Linked DNA regions of Homo sapiens: regions 2 and 3 are each linked to region 1. A link is a contact called in ENCODE Hi-C or POLR2A ChIA-PET data. All regions are on one chromosome and are shown on one strand. The core of a region is the stretch at or near the end of the contact, and the rest is flanking DNA. Distances in the headings are between cores, read along the strand shown.

Region 1 (4,827 bases), core at 1,630-4,129:
CAGAGCTCACTGCAACCTCGAATTCCAGGACTCAAGCGATCATCCTGACTCAGCCTCCCAAACAGCTGGGACTACTGGCATGTGACAAAATGCCTAATTTTTTAATTTTTTGTAGACATGAGGTCTCGCTATGTTGCCCAAGCTGGTCTCGAACACCTGCTCAAGACATCCTCCTGCCTCAGCTTCCCAAAGTGCTGAGATTACAGGCATGAGCCACTGCGCCTGGCCCAGGTAATTTTTCTTAATGCATGGTGTGGCTTCACCAAGAATCCCTGGTGGGATCTGTTCCTGCAGGATCAGAGCTTGAGGCATTCAGTGCGGGCCCATTAGAGAAGACATTCCAGACTCTGTCAGGGGAGAAATTTTGATAGCATAATTGAATTCCAAGATGGGACCAGAAGGGTGAAAGGTGTAGAAATCAAGTCAGGGAGTGGAGAAGAGCAAAGAAGTTTGGCTCACAGAGGAGTCCATGGGTCTGGAGAAGCCGATCTTGCAGAAGTGTGCAAAGCTCTCCATCTGAGACAGTTTTGTGGTCTCTCGTGTCTGGCTTGTTGCATTCAGCATGATTCTCTACTGTTTATCTGCCTCTGACCCTCTCCCTCTTACCTGTGTACCCTCTGACACTCTTGAGATCATAGTGGAGAACACATCTCAGCGTTATAAGAGAGAATCCTTTTCTAAACTTCTCGACACGAGGTTATCTACTTTCTGCTTGGATTCGCTCATGGATGTGGAGATCACTCCCTCTCAAAGCAGCCCATTTCTTTTCTGCTCTCCTCTAATTATTAGAAAACTCTTGCTTGCACAGAGCTGAAATCTCATTCCCTAAAACATTGACCTTGTGGTCTGCGTCCTGCAGAAACACAGATTAGGTCTAAAAAATACATCTGCATGACGGACCTTCCACTTCTCTGTGAGCCCAACAGCCTTAATCCCTTCTGCTCCTTCCAATTGATTTCTAGACCTGCACCCTTCTGTGCATCTTGGAATTCACTTTAGCTTATCAAAGTCTTGCAAAACAATAATATCCCAAGCTGACTACTGCTGTAATAGGAAAACTGCATCCCTAAAACCCTTTGCAGTATTATTTTTTAATCACAATCTGTATAGGTCATTTCAATGAGAAAAAGTTGGTGGTGATGGTATGAGGGAGTGGTTAGAAGCTAGAGTTTCAGGCTCCCAGCTACAAAGTTGTTTATTTTCAGCAGGAATTTCAACAGCAAAGATGTCTTTGTAAGCTTATTTTGATTTTGCAACCTAAAAATAATAAACAGGTTTATCATAAATGGGAGGAGGGGGAAAGGAAACTAAACATTGAGCAAATTCTGAACTGCACGTAAGCCCAGACGAAAATCAACAAGTTCTGACGCTGGAAAAGTAAAAGGAAGCCAGCATTGACAACCATCAGTGAAAATCAAAGGAAAACAATGGCCCCGAGTGGTCGCTGTGTGCTCTGGGCTGACTGCTGCACACCAGGCTATCTCCCAGTTGAGACCACACTATCAGCCCATAGCATGCTCAGAAGTCACATAAAGCAAAAATACACTCTAATGAACTGATTTCTTCTATCCAGTTCACATGATGAAAACTTGTCTGGTAGAAAGAAAAATCTTGTCATTGAGCTGTGATTTTAACATCAAAAGATACAGCATCTTTAGCCAGGCATGGCAGTGCATGCCTGTAGTCTCAGCTACTCAGGAGGCTGAGATGGGAAGATCGCATGAGACCAGGAGTTGGAGGCCAGCCCGGGCAATATAGTGAGAACCCATCTCTACAAAAAGTGAAAAAACAGCTGGGCATGGTGACAGGTGCCTGAAGTCTCAGCTACTCAGGAGACTAACTGCATCCCTAAAACCCTCTGAGATGGGAGGATCACCTGAGCCCAGGAGTTTGAGGCTGCAGTGAGCTACGATCATACCACTGCATTCTAACCTGGGCAACAGAGCAAGACTCCATCTTTTAAAGAAAAAATTAAAAATAAAGGAAAAAATAATAAAAAGAGATATAGAATCAGTCACGTCCCCCATTCTAAATCTTTTTCTATCAGTGAAGCCTCATTTCTTAGGAAGCACTCTTGCCGCATCCTGGTGTAAAGACAGCAACTTTAAGATGCACTGGGCAAAGCCACCTGTGCCTGTCACTGCCCACCCCACACCCCGCCTTTAAGCATATTCCCCTCAGCCTTGATCATGCTTTGGTACCCTGTGGTCAATACTTCTTATACCATATGTTGATAACTGGGAGAACCACAAAGAAACAGAGTTTTCATATGAGGTTAAGTAGTGCTTTAACTGGAAGTTACTGTAAGTGGGTTCAATGTACATTGACCCAGTTAAGTTTGGGAACTCTAACTGCAGGCTGAAATTGAAATTGCTTTCCCATGCTCTCTGTGAGCGGCTGCTGAGAACCAGGACAAGTGTGTCTAGCTCAGGGTTTTCCCTCCATCTTTCCACTGGATTGAAAGCCATTGAAATGGGCTCTCCTCTCGCATCCCCACACTTCAGAAATGATTGAAGTTCTGGTCTTAGTAACCACCTAGATTTGGTATTTCAGAAATCAGGGATCTCAAAGGCAGATGATGACTTGGGGAAATGGCCTCAGGATATGAAATGCAGAAAACAGCACCTCCCTCCCCTTTGCTGGAGGGAGTGCTGTCCACATTCTGCATGTCTGGGTCGCGTTGTTTTCCCTCTGGGATGATCATTTCATGGGCTAAAAAACCATAACCATAAAGATGAAAATGCTCTAAAGTGAAGTGTTGCTTTAATCTTTCCATCACTCCCTGCTCTCTCAGCAGCAAAAGGGCCTGGACTTCCCCCTGCTTGGATGTGAAAAAGAAGTCTCTGCCCCACCCCCATTCCACATTCCTCTCATGGGACAAAGAGCAGGGATGGGAGGGAGGATTCATTTCAAAGGAAGAGTGAAAGATGTAGCTCCTCACTGGTGTCACTTAATCTGTGATGGTGGAAAGCAGGCTCTTTTCTGTTTACTGGATACTGATCAGAGATAGGATGATGGCCAGGGCACAGGACATGGGAATCGTGAGAACCAGGCCGGGAGGGCTTCTCTCCCGGGCTGATATTATTATACATCCCTCATGTCAGTTGTGGGAGTGAGGAAAGCTGCCCTCAGAGCTTCAAAGCGAGCCTTGGCAATGTGATACAGATGGCAATGAGAAGCAGAGAAAAGCGAAGAGCCCCGGTTCTAGCCCAGGCGGGGCCCTCACCCTGGACTCGGGCCTGGTGTGACTGGAGTGGGAGAGGCTCATCTGCTAAGGGCACTGGGGACCTGGAGACTCCACCTTCAGTGTTCCTTGTCACTGATCGTGATTTTACTTGGGCAGGTTGTAGCTTAAGCTTCAGCTCCTTCACCTAGAAAGTGAGAGTGTTGGCCTTGAACCCTAGGTGATCTCAGTGACAACTCCAACTCTTCAGGTCCATTTACTCATTCATTAGTTTATTTGTTTAATCGGTAGTCACTGGGCTTAGGCCTATTAAATGAAGAGATTGGATTAGATATTTCCCTAGGCACCATTATTCTAGTTATTTCCTTCCTTCCTTTTTCCCTCCCTCCCTCCTTTCCTTCCTCCCTCCTTTCCTTCCTTCTTTTCCTTCCTTCCTTTTTTCTTTCCTTTCCTCCTTTTCCCTTCCTTCTTTTTTCCTTCCTTTCTTTTTTTTCTCTCCCTTTCTTTCTTTCTCTCTCCCTTTCTCTCTCTCTCTTTCTCTCTCCCTTTCTCTTTCTTCCTCGCTCTCTTTCTTTCTCTCTCCTTTTCTCTCTTTCTTTCTCTCTCATTCTCTTTTTCCCTCTCTCTTTCTTTCGAGACAGGGTCTTGCTTTGTTGCCCAGGCCAGAGTGCAATGGCACAATCATACCTCACTGCAGCCTTGAATTCTTGGGCTGAAGTGATCCTTCCACCTCAGCCTCCCAAACTGATGGAATTAGAAGCATGTGTCATCACACCAGCTAATTTTTTTTTTTTTTTTTTTTCAGAAAAGAATCTCATGTTGACTAGGCTGGTTTCAAACTTCTGGCCTCAAGCTATCCCCCTGCCTCAGCCTCCCAAAGTGCTGGGATTATGTGAGCCACTGTGCTCAGCCTAATTATTTTTTTTCTAGGTATCGAACAATCCCTTTTCCCACCTACAAATTCCTGGGCAGACAGCTGAATGCTGAATTTCAAAACTAGTTGCCCTTTTGAGTTAAACTGTTTCTTAAAAAAAAAAATTGTTTACGAGGAGGAGGGTACCTCACAAAGTACCCTCTACCTCAGTGGGCATTAGCTTATAACTTTAGTTCTGATGATAATGAAATTCTGAACAACTGTGCAAATCTAATGGGGGCAAAGAAGACAATGGAGAATGAGAGAACAGGAAAGCGTGGGCTCAGGAGGGATCCTGACTGTGTGCGAGTACTGGATGCTGGGAAAGAGAATTATTAGGACAGGCAGGACGTTGTGCAGGGCCTCGGATCCTGGGCAAAGTATAAGGCGTGGAAGCTCCATACTAATCTGAGAGTGTCTACGGCCAATCGCACTGACTTGGCAAAACAACTGAGGCCATTTTCCTGCATTTATTTCTGAATCAGAGAGTAATGTCATTTGCAAAGACTCATGGGCCTCATTTCTAGACAGGAAAAATCCCCCTTATTATCTTCTTAAATTATTTCCTGTAGGTTCCCCTCAAGTAAAACCACTAAGCTCCCGCTGATCCGGTTCCCACTGACACATGGGAGTGGTGCCCTCAGTAAAGGAAACTCAAGCCCCTAGAACTTGGCACAAAGTGATATGTGTTTCAGTTCAGGCTGGTTACACAGAAAATGAAGGCATTTTC
Region 2 (4,827 bases), core at 1,372-3,871, 41 kb before region 1:
TAATCAATGCATCCTTTATTTAAAGCTTTTAGATTCAATGTATTAAATTTTTTTGTGCCTCAGTTTCTTCTGTAACTTGGAGCAAGCTAAATGACCCTCCTTTGTAGCCTCAAAAAGAACTTCAGGTAAATAAAGTTTTTACTTGACATTAAGGACAAAATAAAGAGAAAATACTTATTTTTGTGCAAATAAGTTGGAAGAGACCCTCCATCTAATTAACTTTGTATTTTGAGAGCACGTTTCAACCTGGTATTCTTTTTTTTTTTTTTTGGAGATGGAGTCTCCCCCTGTCGCCCCAGCTGGATTTCAATGGCGCAATCTTGGCTCACTGCAACCTTGGCCTCCTGAGTTCAAGAGATTCTCCTGCCTCAACCTCCTGAGTAGCTGAGATTACAGGCGTGCGCCACCACGCCTGGCTAATTTTTGTATTTTTTTTAGTAGAGACGGGGTTTCACCATCAACCTAGTATTCTTTAAACAATGCAACACATTACTTTGCATACTGATTTTGCAGGCTCTTGGTAGATGTTAAAGATTTAAATTCCACATTACCATATTTACTAGTGATGTGGTATCTTGGAGAGGGTTTTGTGCTCTGGTAAGATGATTCGTTTGGAAAAGATGACTGCTGGGGCTCCATGCTGTGAACTTCTGTAGTATTTTATCTGAACCTCTCCTATTGCAGTTAGGACATTCTATTCTGTGATATTTTTCTTGAATATCACAACTCTGCTTTTGAAAGCAAGTTTCATATCAGACTAGTCTTTGTTTCCTCCCAGCATACATTTCTTGTCTTAGAGTGTAGTCTAAAAAAAAAAGTTTGAGAGAAAGAAAAGACAATTATTGTGTACTTTTCAAGTCAAATAAATATTTTTCTATCTACATTTTAAAACAATTATCACAAATATCTTTATGAAGGTCTCCAGCTACTTATGACACTTCTTTTCTTCAGAAGCTAAATAATATGATATAAAGAAAGACACAGAAATAGTGGAACAATTTAGAAATTGCTGTAGTCAGTATTTAAATATATTCACTGACGTGAGATATGAGAAATGCAGAAAAGAAAAATGGTTTTGGAACAGTTAGTCTACCAGTAATGAGGAAAACAGACTTCATACTCTATCCCTATAAAAAATAAGGAGACATGTACAAGAATGCCCCCAAACTGGAAATAACCCAAATGTCCATCAGCAGTGAAGTGGAGAAATCAATTGTGGTGTATCCACACGACAGAATGCTGTTCAGTAAAAGAGAATAGCCCACTGATAGACAAAACAACACAGACTGTGACATAATACTGAGTGAAAGAAACCAGACACGACAGAGAACATATACAGTCAAAATGTATGTACGGTGATAGACATCAGGAAAACTGTTTTCTCGGAAGAGGGGCAGGTATAATGAGGAAGCAGCATGATAGAGCCCTAGGGTGCTGGAAATGTTATACATATATAATATATACCACGCTCCAGCCTGGGCAACATAGCAAGACCCCATCTCTAAATTTATACACACATATATATAATAAATATATCTATATATTATATTATTTTAGATATTTATATTATAAATATTATAGTAATATATTTATAAATGTAAGTAAATATAAATATATTTATATTTAATTGTTCATGATGTATATGTTTATATATTTATATATGGTTATTTATATAATATATACTTATATTTATTATTATATATTTAGAGACAGGTTCTTGCTATGTTACCAAACTGTAGTGCCATGGTGTAATCATAGCTCACTGCAGCCTCAAATTCTTGGACTCAAGTAACCCTTCCATTTCAGCTTCCTGAGCAACTGGGACTAGAGACACATATCACCACACTTGACTAACTTTTTAAATTTTTTGTAGAGATGGGATCTTGCTGTGTTGCCCAGGCTTGTCTTGAACTCCTGGCCTTAACTGATCCTCCCACCTTAGCCTCTCAAAGTGCTGGAATCACAAATGTGAGGCACCATGTCTGGCTGGAATGTTTTATATTTTGATCTGGGTGACCTTCATATGTGTAGAAATTTATCAAACTCTACTTTTAAGATTTATTTTAAAGGTATGCATATATAAAATAATTTATTTATAAGTATATAAAATATATTTACTATTTCAATATACAATATTTTAAGTGTAACTATATTTTATACATTTATAAATACATAAGTAAATTTATTTATAAATATATAAAGATGCATATATAATGGTAAACACATAAAATAAATACATAAAATAACTCAAATTCTAAAATTTTTTGTAAAAACTACTACTATTTATTACGTGTTTACTGTGTAACAGGCAAAGTGCTAAGTGCATGAAGCTTTAAAAATATGAAGCAATTTGCCACAGGTGACAGATCCACAGATTCTGGACTCAAATCTAGTTCTCGCCTCTAAATCTCTGCACTCTGTGGTCCCTGCTCTCCCGCGTAAGGACGAAACTAATCCTTAGCCTTGCAGAGACTTGGCCCTGTCAGTCTTTGGGTCTTCCAAGCAGAGCAGGTGGGCCCGTGGGAGTCGCAGTGGCTTGGCTTAACGGGTCTGTTTGATAACAATAAACCTCTGTTGCCGTATTAACGGAGCTGTTAAAACATTTCCCTTGCTGTTGGTGATGTCAAAGGCCCTTGCCAAGTCTCTGGGACAGTGGCCCGATTGTTGAACGAAGGAACTTACTGGAAGAACAGTGAATGGTGTTTTCAATAAGGGCATGGAGGTAAGAACAGAAAATGCATTATTTGTGGAATTTCTTCATATTTGAAGTTCATTCTGGCCGGATGCCCTTTTGGGGAAAGAAAACCCAAAATGAGGCTTCAGAACACATTTCCCTCCATCTACTGTTCTCTCCACTAAATTAAATTATTTTAGTTCAATTTGTTAGAGGCATGAGGTTTAAAATGCAAACCTGATGAGTTATTAACATTTATTAAATGGACATGTACCATCTTAATATTTATTAATGAGGGGTTCCACACAGTCTTATAAACGAGAGCTGAGAAAAACACATGCCTGGATCACAGTGTGTCATCCTCATCCCTTCCTCTCCTCTCTCTGCTCCTGTCCAGTGTGTGCTGACGCTCTCCATGTCTCCATCGCCCGCCATCTTGTGTGCTGGGAAATCTCTACCATTGCTGTTCTCAGGAAATTCTGAGGAGATTCCAACCTGGTTCATCACGAAATAGCACCACCAACATCTCGCTTATGAATCCGTTTAGTTAAGCAGACCCTGCAGAAATCCCCTTTCCTTCCTTTCAAGTCCTGAAATCTGCCTCCATATCCAATAGACAAGACGTAGAAATAAAGTGCTCACCCATTTACCAATGGTATCTCAGGCACATCATCTAGCTTCTATGAGGTTCTGAAGTTCACTGATTACAAACAAAATAGGTACAATACTTATCTCAGAGGACATTATGAGAGTTTTACTAGAAAGCGACTTTGCCTAGTGGAGTGCCTTGCACCCATGGAGGAAAATCACTAAATAATGCTTATGATGATGGCTAATTTAATAGAGGTAGCTGAAAGCCTGACTCTTTTTTTTCCCCCCCAGGGGGAAAAATGTGAATAACAGCTTCAATGACAAGCACCTACTTACTAACATTATTTTCTTTACTGGTATGAATTAGTCCTGCAAAGGGCTAGGCTTCAAGTTCTGCCATATTTCAAAATCTGTTAAACGTAGGATTTTTAAATGAGTCTTGATTGGAAATAGGGAAACTTTAATAGAGGTGAACAAAATACTACTTTTCTGACCTCTGAATTGGTTCATGTTGATCATAGATTCAAATCTTTTTGGACAGAAATTCTGTGATACAAACAGGTATAGTAAAGCCTAGTTGGGTTTCTAGCACGCAAGGCAGATAGGAACACTAGGGCGGTAGAGGGAAACTCCTTCCTCCCTCCCAGCCCAGGCAGGCAGCATTTCCACCACCAGTCTTCTTCGTTACACTGGGGAGTTCTCAGACTTTTTCTCCCTCCAGCCTCCAGGCAGCCCCAATGTGTCCACCAGCCTGGCCTCAGAGATGAGCACTTATTTTTGTCTCTGTTCTAGGTCACTGTACTATTTTTTTTTAGTTGATATAGAATAACTTTAAAAATCGAAATAGACCCAGCTTTGTTAAATTTGCACCCCAATGAAGCATCTTAGAACATGGTCTGACCATAATTTGGAACCATGCGCAGAATCACTCTTCTCTGCTTACCTTTCAGTTCTTTGAGACCATTTGTCTGACCTTTTCCCTTCATCAAGTAGGGGGCACTCCTGAGCAAGGCTTCCAGCTAAAGTTATGGAGTCAGTCCAACCCTGCCCTTGTCCCTGCAGCAGGTGAACATTTGGGAATCTCCCACCAATGCTTGGCAAGGGGCAGCTGCCTATTCCTGTCATCTGAGGTTGGGAAAAACAGGCAGATGGAAGGGAAACACAGGAACACTTGGTGAAACTGGCTATTCCAAGAAAGAACCTGGGGTAGTGGTGAAATGTGTCTTGGGAATGTGGATTCCTGCTTATCTAAGGTCTAAACTACATGCTTCAAGCTCCTGTGGGCAATATCTGGAAATAACATCAGGTGCATCTAGAACTTTCCATTCTCTCATTGATAACTAATCTTTTCTATCTAAGCCTTGCCTTGCCTCGGTCACCAGTTTTGCCTAGCCTTTTTTTTTTTTTTTTTTTTGAGGGACAATTTAGTATGGACATGGAGTCTTCTTCATCGTTCCACCAAGGCAGGGGCTTATGGCCTTAGATTCACATACTTGCCAGACAAGCTGGTGTGGTACCTGCTGATTTCCTTATTTCAATCATTTCTGGCCTCTTCTTTCTCC
Region 3 (4,827 bases), core at 672-3,171, 44 kb after region 1:
CTTTCCCCTTCTTTCTTGCCAATTAAACTCTCCGCTTCTTAAAACCACTCCAGTGTGTCCGCGTCGTTTTATCTAATTTGACTCCAGACGAAGAACCTGGTGTTCCTCCACTCTTCAGAGCTGTATCAACATGCGCCTGGCAGAGAAGGGGGAGGGTGGAGGGCTAGTTCCATGATGTGAGGGTATGGGATGCAAGCGTTCCACCACTAGTGTCTACCTGGGTAGACAAAGGCTGTGGAGAACAGAAATCAGAACAATGATGTCTCTGGGATGGGATGGGGGAGCTGGGAAGGACAGGTGGAAACTCTTGGGGTGGAAATGTCCTAGATCTTCTTTGGAGTATTGGTAATTTGGATACATTTGTCAAAACTATAGAACTCTACACTTAAAATCTATCTATTTTATGCATAAAACTATATATCAATAAAATATTTATTTATTTATTTGTGTATTTATTTATATATTTTTAGAGATGAGGTCTTGCTCTGTTGCCCAGGCTGAAGTGCAGTGTTGTGATCCTAGGTCACTGTGGCCTCAAACTCCTGGGCTCAAGAGGTCCCCTTGCCTCAGCCTCCCAAATATCTAGAATGACAGGCATATGCCACTACATCCAGCTAATTTTTTAAAAAATTATTTTAGAAATGTGGGTCTGGCTATGTTGCCCAGGCTGGTCTTGAACTCCTGGCCTCAAGTGATTCTCCCACTTTAGCCTCCAAAGCATTGAGATTAGAGGCATGAGCCACTGATTACAGCCCAAAATATTATACACACACACACACACACACACACACACACACATATATATATTTTTTTGAGATGGAGTCTCGCTCTGTCACCAGGCTGGAGTGCAGTGGCATGATCTTGGCTCACTGCAACCTCTGCCTCCCAGGTTCAAGCAATTCTCTTGCCTCAGCCTCTTGAGTAGCTGGGACTACAGGCATGCACCACCAAGCCCAGCTAATTTTTGTACTTTTAGTAGAGACGGGGTTTCACCTTGTTGGCCAGGAAGGTCTTGATCTCTTGACCTCATGACCCACCCTCCTTGCCCTCCCAAAGTGCTGGGATTACAGGCATGAGCCACTGCACCAGGCCTAAAATATATATTTTAAAAGAATGCAGGTGCTATGGCACCCAGATGGCTACCTTTCAAATGGCATGGCTTTTGCCTTTGACAGCCTGCTCCCATCCTCACACAGCCCCCTCACTCCAGTTATACTCTTGAGCCAGTTTGGTGACCCCTGATTCTCATCAAAAGAGCTTTACAAGCTTTTGGGGGAGCGGGATTCAAGGACACCAGGCCAAGAAAGAGCCATGTCCAAGAGCACCCAAGTTCCTGAAAGGAGAAGTGGGCACTGTACAGAGGCATGAATGGGGCACCTACAGTGGACAACCTTAGCAAAAGGTTCTCTGGTCCCTGTTATGACTCAAGAGGGACAGGCCAGCTCTACTTGTGCTCTTCCAGAAACCAGAAGAAGTGAGGGCAAGGGCTGTGGATCAGAGGACTTCCCACTCATCTGGCCACTGGACTCTGCCCTGAGGAGGTGAAGTCTCCATCATTCCCCTCTCCTTCCCTTCTGTGAAATGCTGGTTCTCTAACCTCAGAGGCCTCACGCCTTTGGAAGGAGTAAGTGACCAGTATTGTGAGGCTCCAGATAAAGCCATCGCCTGACTCTTGGCAAGAGTGACTCTGAGGAAGCTGGTGCTTCAGTTGCTGAACAACCCATCGGTGTCTCTGTACCACGGTGGGGTCAACCCTACCCCGGAGCAGTGGAAATCCCAGAAACACCCTTTACTCGGCCCTCCTCTCTCCTACCCCTCTGCCCACCATCTCCCAACTGGTTTGCCTTTGATCTCAACATAAAAAACTCAGGCTCATTTTAAACCTGTTGATACTCTAATGACAAGAATCGAGACAACAGTAATTAATGATGAACATTAAATGGCCCAGCCCAGCTGCCCAGCAGAAACCACAAGGATAGTCATAGTGAGTCACCAGCTCTGGCAACAGGAGTGTGCTGCAGGCTGTCTGGGATGTGGCTTTGTTATGCCCAAGGTCTTTTCTTCCTAGCACAACACCTCAGTGAGGGCCACTTTAACAGAACTGTGAAGCCTTCTACCTGCCTCCAGTTTCCCCTTTAAACAATTTCCAAGGACTCCACCAAGCTCTTGCTCCTATTTCAGGGGCCTGGGTGAGACACAGGCGTCTTCCCCCTTTTCCTCTCCAATTTCGAAAACAAACTCTGATATCAGACATTTACACCTTAGTGAGAATCGAAAAAAGAAAAATAACAACTAAGTCTAATGTGTGATAACTGAGGCAGGAGAATAGGGCCCGGAGGCAGGGAACATAAGGCCCATCCACACCTTTAGTTCCTAGAACTAAATCAAATGAAAGCACTTCAGCAATGACAGGAATGTGAATGGCTTTGTAACTTCATTTCCTCCTCTCCAGTCCCGCCATTTACACTTTGTAACTTCACATTCATCCTCTCCATTTACATAGACCACACACTCCAAGTAACAGCCTCTCCATTTACAATAGGGCAGATTCTGAGTAAATGACTCTGTGACTTCACTTCTTTCTTTTCATTTACATAGAATATTCACCAAGCAGCCAGGTTGGTGATTACACCAGTAATCCCAGCACTTTGGGAGGCCGAGGCAGGCAGATCACCTGAGGTCAGGAGTTCAAGACCAGCCTGGCCAAACTGGTGAAACCCCATCTCTACTAAAAATACAAAAATTAGCCAGGCATGGTGGCACCTGCTTGTAGTCCCAGCTACTCTGGAGGCTGAGACACAAGAATCGCTTGAACGTGGGACGTAGAGGTTGCAGTGAGCTGAGATCGCGCCACTGCACTCCAGCCAGGGAGGCAGAACGAGACTCTGTCTCAAAAAAAAAAAAAGAAATTCACCAAGTAACTAAACAGAAACCTCTAGAGTATTGAAACTCAGAAAATTCTGTAACTGGGCTCTTGAGCCCCTACGCTTGGGCCCGCTCCCACACACTGTGGAGTGTACTTTCCTTCTCAATAAATCCCTACTCTTGCTTTCCTTGCTTTGTTTGTGCGTTTTGTCCAAATCAATTCTTTGTTTAAGATGCCAAGAACCTGGACACCTTCTACTGGGAACAATAGCCACCCAACCAAGTTCTAGGTACCCAGGAGTGAATTAAAGCAATCACTCCCCATGTCAGCATCGAGGAGAAAGGCATGACATTGCAAAGCCACTTCTAAGTGTCTTGCTGGGTAATAGCTGCACAATTCATGTTCTGAAAAATAGAAAGCATCAATTTCACTGACACACTAGGCTGGGTATGGTTGATTTCTGTCTTTAGCTGTACTACTGAACCAATGTGCTTTTAATAGGAAGGCTGCACCCTTTTCTTTTTTTTCTTTTTTTTTTTTTTTTTTTTTTTGCACAATAACTTGCTTTTCTGTGCCCTGTGTACTACTCTCCTAGGGGCTCTGTGAGCTTTTATGTTTACACTGGAAAGAAATATTGAAAGCAAAGAGTTTCTTTCTGTCTTTTTTAAAATAACCAAGTACAGCACTATTCCCAATGGTCCCAATCTAAGTTGCTTTCAGTCACCAGGAAAGAGATTAAGCAGTCCCTACCAACTTTGCAGCGCTTTACTCTGAAGCATGAACCAAGCCAAGGTCAAGCTCACAGGCGGCATCTTTCATTACTGTGGGGGCAAAGCTCCAGTCAGACCCATCAGAGTGGAGGCTTCTGGTCTCCAGCAAGTCATTATGTACTTAGGATTATCATTAATTTTCTCTCCCTGAAGTGCTTCTGATGAATGTGAGAGCTAAAGCCGACTATGCATTCGCTAATAAAAGGTTCTATGTTCAATTTTCTAAAAGTGCCCTTAGAGAATCCCCAATTTCCTGCCTCTTCTAAGAAGAAGCTGAGTTTGTGCTGCCTTCATAAAGGGAGAACTGAATCATCTTGGTGTAAAAGCTTCCTGAAGGTTGGAAGGAGAGGCCCCTGGGACATTCAGGAGACTTGGAACCTTCTGGGGCCTGGCAGTGTAGATAGAGCGGTTATTATTTATTGCAGACTTAAGAACTGTACACCGATGTCTATGTGGCTCCTGTTTCTCCATCCCATTTTCCATTTGCAAGGCTTCAGTCTCCTTCCTGGGAATCTTAAACAAGCTCCTACAAGTCCTGTTGAGCCCAGCGCATAAAGCCCATTTAGCTCTCTATGATGGGGTCCACACTGCCCAGGGGGGTCACCTGACTCAATGCGTTCTTTTGGCTATATCCTCAGTTGTCACATTTGATTGAGGACATCAGCTGTCTTAGATATGGTAGGGATGGATCTGTGCATTAAAGCAGGCAGCTGGGATGCCTTTTGCTCACCAGGAAGGAAGGACATGCAGGCTCTGAGTAGGAGCAGCTTTGAGTAGACGGTGCATGTGTTCACACTCAGAGCCCTGTAGCCTGGTCTTTTATTGAGACATAGAGACTGTGAAGCATTTTTTTGCTAAGCTTTAAAGTTTTAATTAGCTTATTATCATGAGCTGGAATGGGCTGTAGACGTGTTCAGGGCATTGAAACAATGCCTTCTGTGTGGGGCCCTTTTGGAAGAGAGCTCTGGGGCTTAAGGCACAATGGCTTCCTGTGTCCCAGGGCCCTGGTATGTCCTGTTCTTCCACCATTGCCTGGGCCACTCCCAGGCAGCATCCAGGGTGTTGTTGTGGGGTTTCAGCCACTGCTATGAACATTAGTGCAATGCATTTCCTCCTCATGGCACTAATGAAGGCCAGGCTACATAGGCCGGCATTGTCCAACATCTGCCTAGATGCCTAGCTTATGGCTGC

What was found. A loop is a pair of places that touch in the nucleus more often than their neighbours do. ChIA-PET counts read pairs that join two places held with the same protein, here RNA polymerase II (POLR2A). Pooled maps may share reads with other maps.
Region 2: a loop to region 1 is called in a map of lower leg skin, with 9 times the contacts of the local background. The contact joins two enhancer-like sites. A Hi-C loop is called at or near these places in 4 of 168 maps with a recorded cell type or tissue (Caco-2, astrocyte of the cerebellum, endothelial cell of hepatic sinusoid and 1 more) and 1 of 50 pooled maps. POLR2A ChIA-PET finds 5 or more read pairs at or near these places in 3 of 52 experiments (BJ, OCI-LY7 and Panc1).
Region 3: a pooled map of psoas muscle shows a loop between it and region 1 (2.7-fold over the local background). The contact joins two enhancer-like sites. A Hi-C loop is called at or near these places in 1 of 168 maps with a recorded cell type or tissue (mammary epithelial cell) and 2 of 50 pooled maps. POLR2A ChIA-PET finds 5 or more read pairs at or near these places in 1 of 52 experiments (WTC11).

The regions. Positions count from the first base shown.
Region 1 is chr10:29,202,428-29,207,254 of GRCh38, reverse strand. No RefSeq gene overlaps it. Among named protein-coding and RNA genes, the nearest start is that of LYZL1, 84 kb to the left of the region's middle. RefSeq lists a silencer at 211-441. Within about 2 kb of position 2,879, at least 2 of the 41 ENCODE cell types and tissues checked have a DNase peak (open chromatin) inside an H3K27ac peak, as active enhancers do.
Region 2 is chr10:29,243,430-29,248,256 of GRCh38, reverse strand. No RefSeq gene overlaps it. Among named protein-coding and RNA genes, the nearest start is that of LYZL1, 43 kb to the left of the region's middle. Within about 2 kb of position 2,621, at least 2 of the 41 ENCODE cell types and tissues checked have a DNase peak (open chromatin) inside an H3K27ac peak, as active enhancers do.
Region 3 is chr10:29,157,390-29,162,216 of GRCh38, reverse strand. No RefSeq gene overlaps it. Among named protein-coding and RNA genes, the nearest start is that of LYZL1, 130 kb to the left of the region's middle. RefSeq lists an enhancer at 2,096-2,771. Within about 2 kb of position 1,921, at least 6 of the 41 ENCODE cell types and tissues checked have a DNase peak (open chromatin) inside an H3K27ac peak, as active enhancers do.